Regions from separate parts of the Homo sapiens genome. Here region 1 is linked to region 2. Evidence: chromatin contacts called from ENCODE Hi-C or POLR2A ChIA-PET data. All regions are on one chromosome and are shown on one strand. The core of a region is the stretch at or near the end of the contact, and the rest is flanking DNA. Distances in the headings are between cores, read along the strand shown. Region 1 has its middle 91 kb from the start of PDE1C. Region 2 has its middle 24 kb from the start of PDE1C.

The links. A loop is a pair of places that touch in the nucleus more often than their neighbours do. ChIA-PET counts read pairs that join two places held with the same protein, here RNA polymerase II (POLR2A). Pooled maps may share reads with other maps.
Region 1: a loop to region 2 is called in a map of ascending aorta, with 5 times the contacts of the local background. The contact joins two enhancer-like sites. A Hi-C loop is called at or near these places in 23 of 168 maps with a recorded cell type or tissue (IMR-90, MCF 10A, PC-3 and 10 more) and 15 of 50 pooled maps. POLR2A ChIA-PET finds 5 or more read pairs at or near these places in 1 of 52 experiments (K562).

Annotation. Positions count from the first base shown.
Region 1 is chr7:32,158,307-32,164,445 of GRCh38, reverse strand. It overlaps a transcript of PDE1C not described here. Among named protein-coding and RNA genes, the nearest start is that of PDE1C, 91 kb to the right of the region's middle. RefSeq lists an enhancer at 642-1,841. Within about 2 kb of position 1,250, at least 13 of the 41 ENCODE cell types and tissues checked have a DNase peak (open chromatin) inside an H3K27ac peak, as active enhancers do; they include PC-3, ascending aorta and heart left ventricle, where a contact is called at or near this core.
Region 2 is chr7:32,091,270-32,097,317 of GRCh38, reverse strand. It overlaps a transcript of PDE1C not described here. Among named protein-coding and RNA genes, the nearest start is that of PDE1C, 24 kb to the right of the region's middle. Within about 2 kb of position 3,622, at least 6 of the 41 ENCODE cell types and tissues checked have a DNase peak (open chromatin) inside an H3K27ac peak, as active enhancers do; they include PC-3, ascending aorta and heart left ventricle, where a contact is called at or near this core.

The DNA.
Region 1 (6,139 bases), core at 1-2,500, 70 kb before region 2:
GATTTGTTGTTGGTGAAAAAAGATATGGTGTGATTGGTTATACTAATTTGAGTGTGCACTTTGGATATATAGTTTGAGTTATATTTTGATACATATTTTATATATCCTATAAGACTGGCCCTATTCTATTGCACTAAATCTTTTTCTAGTCTAGACTTATGTTTTCAATCCACCTACCCTTTTTGGATAGAAGCCATTGAAGGCACTGCTTCTCAAACCTTATGTCTAAATGAATTCCTTGGGGAATCCTGTTAAATGCAGATCCTGATTCAGTAGGTCTGGGGTGCAGCCTGTGAATCTGCATTTCTAACAAGCTCCAACTGATGCAATAGTCTGAGGACCACCACCTTCAGAGTGGTGAGACATGGGCTTTGGAATCCCACAAGTATGAATTTGCAAACAATCTTTTAAACTACATGATTTGAGTAATGCTTTTGTTCTCTTTCCTCATTTTTCACATGCAAACAGTAAAATAATGGGCTTTGGGGGCTGCTGTTAGGATTAAGTGGGCCAAAGAAGGTGACAGCCTCTAATTCTTTCTCACTTCAGTTTTTAAAACCCTGTTTGGGAGAAGACTGATCCTCTACACCCCCAACTCTTTCTTTTGTGACTGGATTATGCAGTGGGCCCCAGCCAGGGAATATGAGCCCTATGGATGCTTTGTGAGTGATGCTGGCTGTGGGCCTGACCTCCTTGGGCAGTGGTGGAAATTCTGAAGCCACTCAGTGCATTGCCCATCTCAGTTCCTTTGCTTTGAATCATGCGACTCCCAACACAGGTTGAGTTGCCAGGTTTTGATAATTTTGCACTTGGAAGAATCATGTGCTTACTCCCTACAGAGTCAGTGGGGGCTTGGTGAGCTTCTCTTCCCACTTAGGATGGACTTATTTGGGCTTTGGCAAAGGCTTTCTAGATTCTATAGATAGCTTACTAAGAATATGTTCCAGAGAGCAGAATCGCATTGAGCCAACACCCTCAGCTACGGATGAGATTAAGGCCTTGTCAGATCCCATTTAATGGATTGTGTTTTCCATGCAGAATTAAATCGTTGAACTCATCCTCATTTTGGCTTTTGGCAGTCATTTTTCCACTAGGGGCTGCTGCCAAAATGTCAGTTTCTGACTTGATTACTTTCAGGAAATGTGCAGTCTGGCTGATGATATGGCATGGTGTGGGGTAGCGTCCCCTGGAGCTTCGGCCCCGCCCTGGGATGAGTCATGGGTTAAAATTCCCAATTAGCTCATAGGAAGTCTGGTCACACATATTTTTCTATTACTGAGTGTTGCTCACCCATTGGAAACTTCTGGGGACACCTACTCTCCTGACTTAGTGTTGCCTTCCTGGAGTTATTTTTCACCTTTAGTCTTTGCAAATCCAAATCATTTGCCAAGGGGAAAAATGAAAGAATGAATTCTGAGAATTTTTAAAGCCTAGAGAAGTTTTTATTGCAACCTTGGCTTCACATAAAGGCAATATTTAGGTCTCTCTTTGTAAGTTTTTAGAGACAGATCTTCCAGTGTTAAAAAATGACCAAGTATATATGAGGTAGACACCATTCCTCTTGCATTCTTGTTGGTCCTCTCACTGGTAGTTTGGGAAGGGAGGGCTTATCTCTGTGGTGGCCATGAGAATATACCTTTCATATCTCTGATCACAGAAAGTGAACTTGACGCATGGCCTCCTAGCTTGTGTGTGGGGAAATTTATCCCTGTGATGGCCAAAGCTGTGCATCCCAGAGGAACCCATTGGAACCCATTGGCGATGACTGAGCATGGCAGGGACCCTAAGGTCAGCTGTTCCTGGGAGACATGGAACTCCTTTGATGGTGACTTTGGTGTTCAGACTCACTAACGGCCTTGCTGAACTTTTTTTAGAGCTGCAGTACAGTCTCAGACACTGCCACCCAACTTTCTTTTACTGGGAGTCAGACCTGCATCCAGGTCTGATGGCTTTCTCAGCCTCGCTCAGCTTTTTACTCATTTGTTTTTACAGATTTTACTCCAATACATTTCTTGTATGTCTAATCCTGTCTTGACATCTGCTTCTAGGAGGACCACAGTCTCCCATCACACTGCAGTTCTCTGCTGGTGCATCACTTCTAGCTTGGCACGGGGGGCATAGCTCCAATGCTACTGGCCTGGATATTCTGGGCCAGTCTGTCTATATTTAATTTTATATTTGATGCAGTATCTTCCCTATGGGCTCTAGTGGGAGGGAACATGGGGCAAGTCACAATTTTCTTTAGTATCTTGTACTTTTATTGCCTTACAGGGGATTTTGTGGAAGCATTGAGATTAAAGAAACTACAACATAAGGATAAAATTGTAATTATCCTCAAAATATGATTGTTTTCATTGTCCAAGAAAGGTTCACAAATGTTGACCTTCATACAGAAGGTCTGCTGATGGACACACCTGGCTCCTAGCCAGTGGGCTTGTCTCTAGGGCTGACTCCCCCTAGAGAATGCATCCTTTTTCCAACCAGAGCACATTCTTCTTGGGCCGTTGAGAAATCCAGGCTTCCACCCCCAGGAATGTAGCTCATCTGAGGTGTCCTCAACCCCTCAGCATATGCCTCAACCACAATAAATTTTAGCAGCACATTTTACAAAGTGTGAGTTATTCATCCTAGAATAACCCTCAGGAAGCTTTCAGTGCTGTTGGGTTGGGAGGAGGAGCGGGACACTCTTTCTGGAGCTTCCACCTAACTCACCCTGCCAATGTGAAGTGTGGATAAACTTCTCTATGTTTCCTAATTAGCAACAGGAACTGCTGTTCCAGCCCACATAAAGACCCAAAATATGCAGGGAATCCCTGAAGTTCTCTCTAAACTCTAAACAAAGGAAGTTCCTTCCTTTGAAGGAAGTGTGAAGATTTGAGATCAGCTTGGACCAAACTACCCCTGGGGGTCAGTATGGGGTGCGAGGTAAATGCACTTCTCGTCTCCAGTTGCATGAGCAATAACTTCATTGTACACAACCTGTAGACTTACAGGGAAGAGATTTTCAATAGAGTATTTGATGTGTGAAGGTAGCACCAATAAGCTATGAGGGTGGGAGCAGTAGAGTAGAGGAGATTGGCAGTGAGATCACGGGTGTAGCCCAATGTCAAGGATGCTCTGTGCTCTCTTGGATACCTCCACAACTGGGCTGCCCAACCTCCTATCCGTGTGCTGTCTGGACACTACCACTGGCCCATGGTAGCACATCCCACATTATTCTTATTCATATTTTGCATTAGATACAAATTTTTCTGGGTGGCAGGGACCCACTGCCTGGATTGCCTGGTATATCATAGATGCTTCAGGTGTATTTGTTGATTGAATGAATGGGTTGTAGTTTTGCAGCCCAATTCATTTTTTATGGTTTAGCTCACGAACCTCCTATGAAAAGGATGGTGTAATTCTAGGAGCTGAAAGTATAAATTCAGTCCATCTCAGGCATTAGAGAAATTCCTGGTTGGGAGAGACGGCAGCAAGAGTAATGCTGTTGAAAATGCATTGCAGACTTTGGAAGCCTAAAATATAGGCAGTGGTTTGCAGAAGTCAGCTAGCCAGGGGCTTTCTCCCATCATATTCCTTCTTCCCTCCCTCCCTCCCTTTCTCTCTCTTTTCTTTCCTGTTTTTAGTTTCTTTCTTTCAACAGAGTATTGCTCTGTCACCCAGGCTGGAGTGCTGTGGTGTGATCTCAGCTCACCGTAACCTCTGCCTCCTGGGTTCAAGTGATTCTCGTGCCTCAGCCTCACGCCCAGCTAATTTTTGTATTTTTAGTAGAGATGGGGTTTCACCATGTTGGCCAGGCTGGTCTTGAACTTCTGGCCTCAAGTGATCCACCCACCTCGACCTCCCAGAGTGCCAGGATCACAGGCGTGAGCCACCACACCTGGCCCAGATTCCTTTCTTCACTAAAATTTCTTGACTTGGCTTATTGGAGGATAGAGGGTTTATTCTTATGAATTAATAGGGAATTAAGAGTTACTATCCAGAAAATGTACTTTATAGATTGTCAGCCCTAATGTGAGAAATACCCGTGTAACAGGGCTGCAACTTTGTCAATACCCCAAGATGTGTGAGAAAATGTTGCTTCTTAATTTCCTTTTTAGTTGAACTAGTCTTCCTCTGGAGCCCCCACTTTAAGGGGAACTAGGGAGAAACTCTACATTTAAAGTCAAATATGAACTTACCATTTGGATGATACTTTTTTTTTCTGATGATTTAGTTTCTTTTGGTAAAATGCTCATTGGTTCAGAAGTCCCCTCTGGCACCCTGCAGCTCACCAAGATGGTGTCTGGTTTGTGTGGCTCTGCTGGCAGGTGTGATCTGACTCCCCTTCCCGCCTTTATTTCCCTCCCAGCCCCTTTCCACTCCTCCTGTGGCTGTGCTTTAGGCCCTGAGGATGGTCTGGTTTTGATTCTTATGTGGTTCAGCATCAGATGGTCCAGCCTTTAGCCCGTGGCCACTTTGTCCCCATGGCAACCTCCAGGACTATCTCTCAGTCACAATCCCAGGTAACTTCTGAGATTTGGCTTCAGGAGCTTGTGGGAGCCTCTGGGGCCTGTCCAAACCACAAAGAGCCTACAGACAACCTGGCAAAGCTAAAACTCAGCCTCCCTTTACCTAACTCTACTGGCCACTGAGTTCACTTTGGTGTAGAGCTTCCGGTTTTTGGGCGGATATCCCTCCAGAGAGAGAAGAGGACACTCAGGTCTCACCCTTGCCTCTTCTGCTCTGGTTTCTCTTCTCCCTGTCATCTCCCCTGCCAGAAAAGCTGCACCTCTGCCTTTCTACTTCTCCTCCCTTATAGCCCCCTCCTCCCCAGTACCAGGCTTGGGGCTAAGTCTTAATGGTGGATGAAGTAAAGAGACAGATTGGCCTACTGATATGGGACTCTACACTGGGAAATATCTCAAAAACACCATATGTCACCCCTTACAACTTTCCATGATGAATGACTTTAACTGCATTTGTTTGTTGCAGTGAAATTAAGGTACCCTAAATAAAAATAAAGCAGACCCCTTTAAAACTGTGCCCTGTAATAAGGCAAATCTGTATATCCCTTGATTGGTGTGATTGATTCATTACCTTATGATAATTTAACCCTGTGTTTTACTCTGTAGAAATATTTGTTCCTATTTACAGCATTAGGGCAGGGATTTTGACCTTGCTAGAGGAAAATGATCCTTTTCCTTCTTATTAAAATTTCTCTGATAACAAATGCTCTCTTCCCATTCATGTGCTCAGTGCATACTCTACAATTACATCCTGTGTTGGGCACTGAAGCTGCATGAGGTGAGTCAGACCACTGCAGGCCCCATTTGTCCTCCCCCACCCTCTCCCCGTCTCCCAGACCTCACAGAGATCGATGCATATATTGAATGGCACTATGGTATAACCATAAAACAGATCACCCTGGATTATGGTGGACATAAAAGGGAAGCAAAAGGAACAGTTTGAACCAGGGCCAGGAGAGAGGAACACATGCCTTATGTTGAAGGAACTGTTTGATTTGTGACTGAGGTGTGTGAACAAGAGGCAGGTAAAGTTTGGAACCAGGTAAAGCAAAGGTAAGCCTGGGACTATGTAATGTAGGGCCTTGTTTGCCATGAGAAAGAGTTTCAGTTTTATTCCGCAGGCAGAAATCTTCGGAGCTCTCCATCTTTGAGTAAGCAGAAAGGAGACTGTATATATTTTTAAATTAAGTTACAGAATTAGGAATTATATTTCCATGCCTTGGTCTCCTGCACACGTAGCATCGAAATGAAGGTTTCCTGGCCTGTGACAGAGATGAAATAATGGAGCTGGAGAACAGTGCAGTGATTAAACACTGGGTGTTCTGCGGTGCCTGGAGGAAGTACGTGGACAATTTTGGGAAGAAACTTGTGAAAATATGCTTTCCCACATGGTTGGAACAAAGACCATTTTTTAAATTACATCCTTCTAAATGCTGTAGTAGCTAATGGTCATTGACTAAACAGCCCTACAACTGTATCCTAGCTGCAGATCCCCATTTATTGATTACTGTTAAGTGCAGCCAGAAGTGAATTTGCTAGGTCCAATTTCCTCCTAACCCTGGAAGTCAGCTCAGTTATGGGAGCATTGTTATTTGTACAGGAGCTACAGACATGCTTGTCCTCATTTAGAA
Region 2 (6,048 bases), core at 2,373-4,872:
AATGTTGTGATAGTTAATTTTATGTTTCACCTTTACTGGGCTGTGCAGTGCCTAGACATCTGGCCAAATACTGTACTGACTCTGTCTGGGAGGGTGTTTCTGGATGAGATTAACTTTTGAATCAGTAAACTGAGTAATACAGATTGCCCTCCCTCATGCAGGTAGGTCTCATCCAACAAACTGAAGATCTAAATAGAACAAAAAGGCTGAGTAAGGCAGAGAACCTCTCCTCCCTGATTTAAGCTGGGACATTGGTCTTTTCTGGACTGGATGTGGATGGAAATATTAGCTCTTCTTGAGTCCTGAGCCTGCTGGCATTTGGCCTGGACCATCACCATTGGTTCTCCAGGGTCACCTGTTTGCCCATTGCAGATTTTGGGACCTCTTATTTTCCATAATCTTTGAACCAATTTGTTATAATAAATCTCTTTATGGCTGACTGTTGATCTGTCTGTCTATCTATCTATCTATCTATCTATCTATCTATCTATCTATCTTTCTATCCCCTACTGGTTCTGATTCTCTGCAGAACCCTGACTAATACAAATTTGTCCTGGACCAGGACATACCCCAGAGCTTGCAGTAGAACAATTGCTTCTATATAAATAAAACATAGGTTATGTGCAGAAGACATAGTGGGATGTTTTCCATGCCATAGAAACACAATAATTTTAAGACATGTTTTAATTGCTTATTATTATGTAATAGTGTTCATTTGATTCTTAATACAGCCCCACAAGACAGATTTAGAACTGATGAATAGGAGCAGAGCCAAGATTTGAACCCAGGTATACCTAATTCCCAATCCTATAGTCTTTCCACCATGGTAAGATTGACAAGATGTCAGGGGAAATAAACAGTTTATTCTCTTGACATTTTATGCACCCTATGGCCCTACAACTGAAGATTTAAAAAGTTTGTTTTGGAGATACTTTAAGATTTTCTGTTTAGCATTCTGTTGTCTGACTTCACCCTCTGACGTGGGCTTTAAGAAACATTTTCCAAAACGCACTAGTTCTTCCTCTCCCCGGCTTTGGTTGAAGTGCACTGCCTGCTTAGTGAATGAATGAGCATGAAGGTAGAGTGCAGTTCCCAAAGTTATACTGGGAGCACATCAATGCTTCAAGATGATCCATAAAAGGCAGGGCTGAGTAGAGTTTTCCATGGTCCATGAAGTCTTGGAAACACTGCCTGCTGTACCCTATTTTGGAGGTTCATAATATGCTGTAGTAAGTTAAAGCTCTCAGATGTCATGTAGCAAAGGTACCATCTTAATATTTTGTAACTCAGCATTTCTATAACTTATTTGAGCAAAGGCCATGTTTGTGATGCCAATGACTAATTATATGCAACATAATATTATGGGAAATATTGGCCTAAGCATGGGGTCGATGTTGGGACTTGGCACCTGTTGAGACTGGAGAGGAGCTAGATGTGGGGGACCTCACATCATTCTGTAAGTCGACTGCCTATTCTGCAGGCAGTGTTCAGTTAGGTCTAGTTTGGGGTAAAGGCCTGGACAGTATATTCACATCGCGTAAGGATAGTCAATGTGTGAGGCACCCTGTTTCTCAAGTTCAGGAAACAGAGAAGCACCCCCAGCAGCAGCTTTCTAATTCTGTAAACTAAACTGATGAAGATTGCACATGCTAGAAGCAGCATATTTGGTATATTGAAAGGATGAAGAAAAGCCACACATATATTTGAGGCCCAAAGTGGGCTGGAGAAATATAATAAGAACCGTGTGTCCCTCTTGGCATTCCCTTGGCCCAGGTTAGGGCTGGTATGATTCTGGCCAACCCATATACCTCTGCAGCTGCAACTGAGACAGTAGCAAAGGGTGAACCAGTTTTAGCAAGGAAGGCTGCTAAGTGTGACACATCTCAAATGCCATTGTCTGGAAGGAAGGGACTGAGGATTAAGGCAGGAGTCCATGTCCGGCCATGGAAGGGTGCTGGATCTGCCTGTCATGGGCACATAACCTGATTGTTGTCTGACTTCACACTGTTTTTCCCTCTGACAAGGGTCTGCCCCTCATCGGAAATGCCACTGATGGGATGTCTGGTTGCTTTCCCAAGATTTTCAGTCTTCAGGCAAGCTGAGCATGGAACATTGTTTTTGAGAAGCAAGGCTGTTTTTTTTGTAATGAAATAGAATGATTCAGCAAGCATTTATTATAAATTTCCTATATATTCTAGAGGACACATTGAGTCTGACCTTGGCCTTCAAGGAGTTGATTTATAGTCTAGAGGGGCACATTACTTTCTATAGAAATAAGGACCATAAATTAGTGGAAAGATATGCAGATCTTAGCAGGGGCTGGGAGAGGGCACAAGGAGGAGTGTTCCAAATAGTGGGGAAGAGGAAGGTATAGCTAGAGGCCAGAGCTGTGAAGGAGCTGCTCATGCTAAGTGAACTCCAAGCAGTGTGGTTGGAGGTTAGACAAGTTTGCAGGGCTGGTGAGGAGATGGGCAAAACAAGAGATGGAGCTGGAGAGAAGGTGGGGGTCAAGGCAAAGACAGCCTTTGTGCCATGCTATGTATCTGGGACTTCATCCTATGAGTAATAGGAAACCACTGAAAGCCTTAAAACTGGGAGCCCATCATCACGAACTCACTGCTGAATGGACCGCTGGACTCTTCCTTAGGGAGATGAGGGCGGTCCTTGCACAAACGAGTAAAGAAATAATGATAGAGCTTGGGACTCAGATTTAGTTGTTTGGTTGGCACTCTCTTAGCCACTCTCTGAGGCTGTTTGCTTATCTGTTCAACAATAACTGCTGCTTCTCTTTCACAGCAGTTTGTCAAGTTGCTCTGAAATCATATATGTGAACTTGTTTAGCAGTAAAGGGAGAAAGTACTTAAAGTAGTAAAAATCCACATACCCTCCGCTACAGTCAAGCAAAATATCATGTGCTTCCTCATGTTTTTACAAGCACAAAATTTCCCTCCTCCCTCATTCAATAATCAGAAGATAGTGTGACTAAAGATAAGGGGTTGAGTTCTTGGTGTGGGTTTTTGAGAGGAGGTGGGCTGGAGGCAGCTCTGGAGAGGACAGCATCTTTTCCTTACTCTTTGTGGCATCTCTTCCCTACTCTGTATTCAGTGCCATCATGTTGGTAGCTTGGAATTGGCTACAGTGGGCCACAGGTATCAGTAAATGCTACAAATAAGAGTTTCTTCCCCCACTTCCAATCTTGAGAGCCAGTTGTTAGACATTTACCAGCACACCTATGCCATGGGGGACACTTGCGAGAGTAAGACAGTGATAGGCAGAGTGGCTCACACATTCCTGCTGGAGAAGGAGGAGCCCTTTACCATCTATTCCTGGGTCAGTGACGCATTCAACCTTCTCTCCCTTTTGGGTATTATCCCTGAGATTGAGAGGTGATCCAGAGGGTTGTTCCTTCCTGTGCTCCTGGCCTGTGGAGAGAAGTGTAGAGAGGGCCCATCTGATAAAGAGCTCTCCTTGCCAGCACTGTCCCAGAGCACACAGCAGCTTTCAGCGAGGGGTTCTGGCCCCTGGCACAGCTGGGCTAGCTGCTCAAAGCCACAGGGTCCATGGCAACACTTCAACTGTTTTGGCTTATTTTTTGCAACTAGTTTCTTTGAACCATGCCAATGAGACTCCTTGAAGACAGGGCTCTTTGCCAAATGACAAAGTCATGTAAAGATAACAGCCCCAGGCCTGGCCCAATGTTGGCATAAGTGTTTGTGGGAGGAATGCATGAGCAGGGCCAGCAAATGGTGCAACCCAGGCTCCGGAGAAGTAACACCACATTTCTAAGCAGTTGAATCTTATCCCAAGCCACTGAATTCATTGACATTCCCTCAACAAGATACTGGGCCAGAGTCCTTGGGTAAATGAGTCAGCAGTATAAATTACAATGACCAAAGCAGGAGATGCAGTTGACATTTTGCAGCAAACAGATGCAAAAGGGAATGGGATTTTGGAAACACAAGTGACAAGCTTGCTTTGAGAGTCAGCTGGAAGAGGTGATCCTGGTGTGGGGTTGAATGTTTGGGAAAATGGGGATTAATGCTCTGCAGTAAATTCTCACCAAGGACTCCACTCTTGTGACTGCAGAAGACTGGCCATTAACTAGGTGGGAAAGAGCTTGCTCTTCTGAAAGGTAAACCCTCTAGGCAGTCATTCTACCTACCCTTCTATGTATTCTTGAAATGACTGCACTTTCTATGTGCATACTTTAGTTTAATGAGACAGATAGGGTGATCGTCTTGTTCTGGTTTGCCAGAGACTTTCTTGCATTTAAACCTGAAAATCCCATGAACCCTCTTAGTCCCCAGCAGACAGGATAGCCTGTCACCTTAGAGACAGCTGTGGTGAAAGCTGTAGTTTGAAGTTAGACATCTGTACTGACTAGTGGATCACTTTGGGCCAATTGCTTGCCTTTCTAAACTTTCCTTAGGAAAAAAAAAGTAATAATGCTGAATTCACAACTACAAGTTGTGTAGATTCAGCAAGACAGTGCTGGTAAGAATACTCAACATAGTGCCTTGCACACAGTGGATGTGCAATACATTTTTTTCCTTACAAAACTATAGTTTTTGTGCCATCTTGGCTTTTCCATTTTAGTATTTTAAAAGGCAAGCCCTGAAAGCAAGTAAGTGGGAGACTTATCCTCTGTAAAAACCTTTGGTAATTTCTGCTTTAACCTCCCATAGACTATCTTCCTGGCTGAGCAGTGGGATCTGGAAGGGACCTCCAGATTCACTCTTGATTGTGTTCAGAGCTGATGGCTCAACATGTTCCTGGCAGCCTAGGCTAGCCAGAAATGCCTGTGTTTTTTATGTAGAGGTCGGGGGACAGGAGAGAGGAGCCCTGGCCTCTCAATCTTGGTGTCAGATTTGGGTCACTGGGAAGTCAGCATCTGCCCAGAGCTCCTAGCTTTAGAAAGCTGTTTGAGGCCCCAGGGTTTAGTGACCAGCAGGGCTAGGTCCAGGTAACCCAGCATCCAGTAGTGCAGGAGAGAAGATTATGCAGCCTCCGACATGAAGGGAGGGAACATTTCAAAGCACACACTTTACTCACAAAACTCAAATCCAGTGAAAAACATGCTCTTTAAGGAACTCTTTCCTTCCTCTTTTTCTAACAGGCTACACAGAGTAAGTCTCTCTCTCTCTCTCTCTCTCATGAACAAAAGGAAACATCTTTGGAAATGGCAAAACATCTTATTGTTTCTCTCAGATTGGCCTTGGAGCCTTGGGAATCAGCCCTCAGGCTTCTGCCCTCTTAGAACATAGGGATGAGCCTGAACATATGTTGGTTTTGTTCCTTGGGCCAAAAACCTTGGAGTCATCTGTAAGTCTACTCTTCTCTCACGTATCCAGAATATACTTCTCTCTGTTTCCATGGCTACCGCCTGACTGAGCCACCACCATCTTTTGCCTGGGAACTAGATGTAGCCTCTTACCTGGACTTTCCCTTCCTGCCCTTGCCCCTATCATGGTCTATTCTCAACCCAGCAGCCACAGTGGTTTTTATAAACGGAAGTCACATCATGTACCTGCTCTGCTCCAAGTCTTGCAATGAGTCCTCATTTCACTCTGAGTAAAAGCCCATGCCTTTGCAGTGACTGGAGAGGTAATGGTTTTTGCTTAGCCTCCATTTTCTCTCCAGCGTCATTTCTTATTACTCTCCACTGGCTCTTCCAACTCCACCTACATTAGCCACCTTGCTTCTTGAACCACCAGCCATACTTCTGCATTTGAGGCTGGTTCCTATGCCAGCCTCTAATGATCCGGCTGTTGCCCCTTCCTGACTTACTCTTCTGCTCACTTGCTCACCTTCTTTGAGGCTTGGCTCCCATCTCACCTTCTTGATGAGGCCAACTCTAACCACCCTGATGAATATTGCAATGTGTCCTTCCTGCTCCATATACTCCAAGTCCCTGACCTTACTTTGCATTTTTTCCCACAGCTCTGGTCGCCAATGTAGCACATTATTTGGTTACCTATTATGTTCATGTCTTTTATTTAGTCTCAGAGAAGATTACATCTAAAGTTCATTGAAGCACAGGGGAAAGTT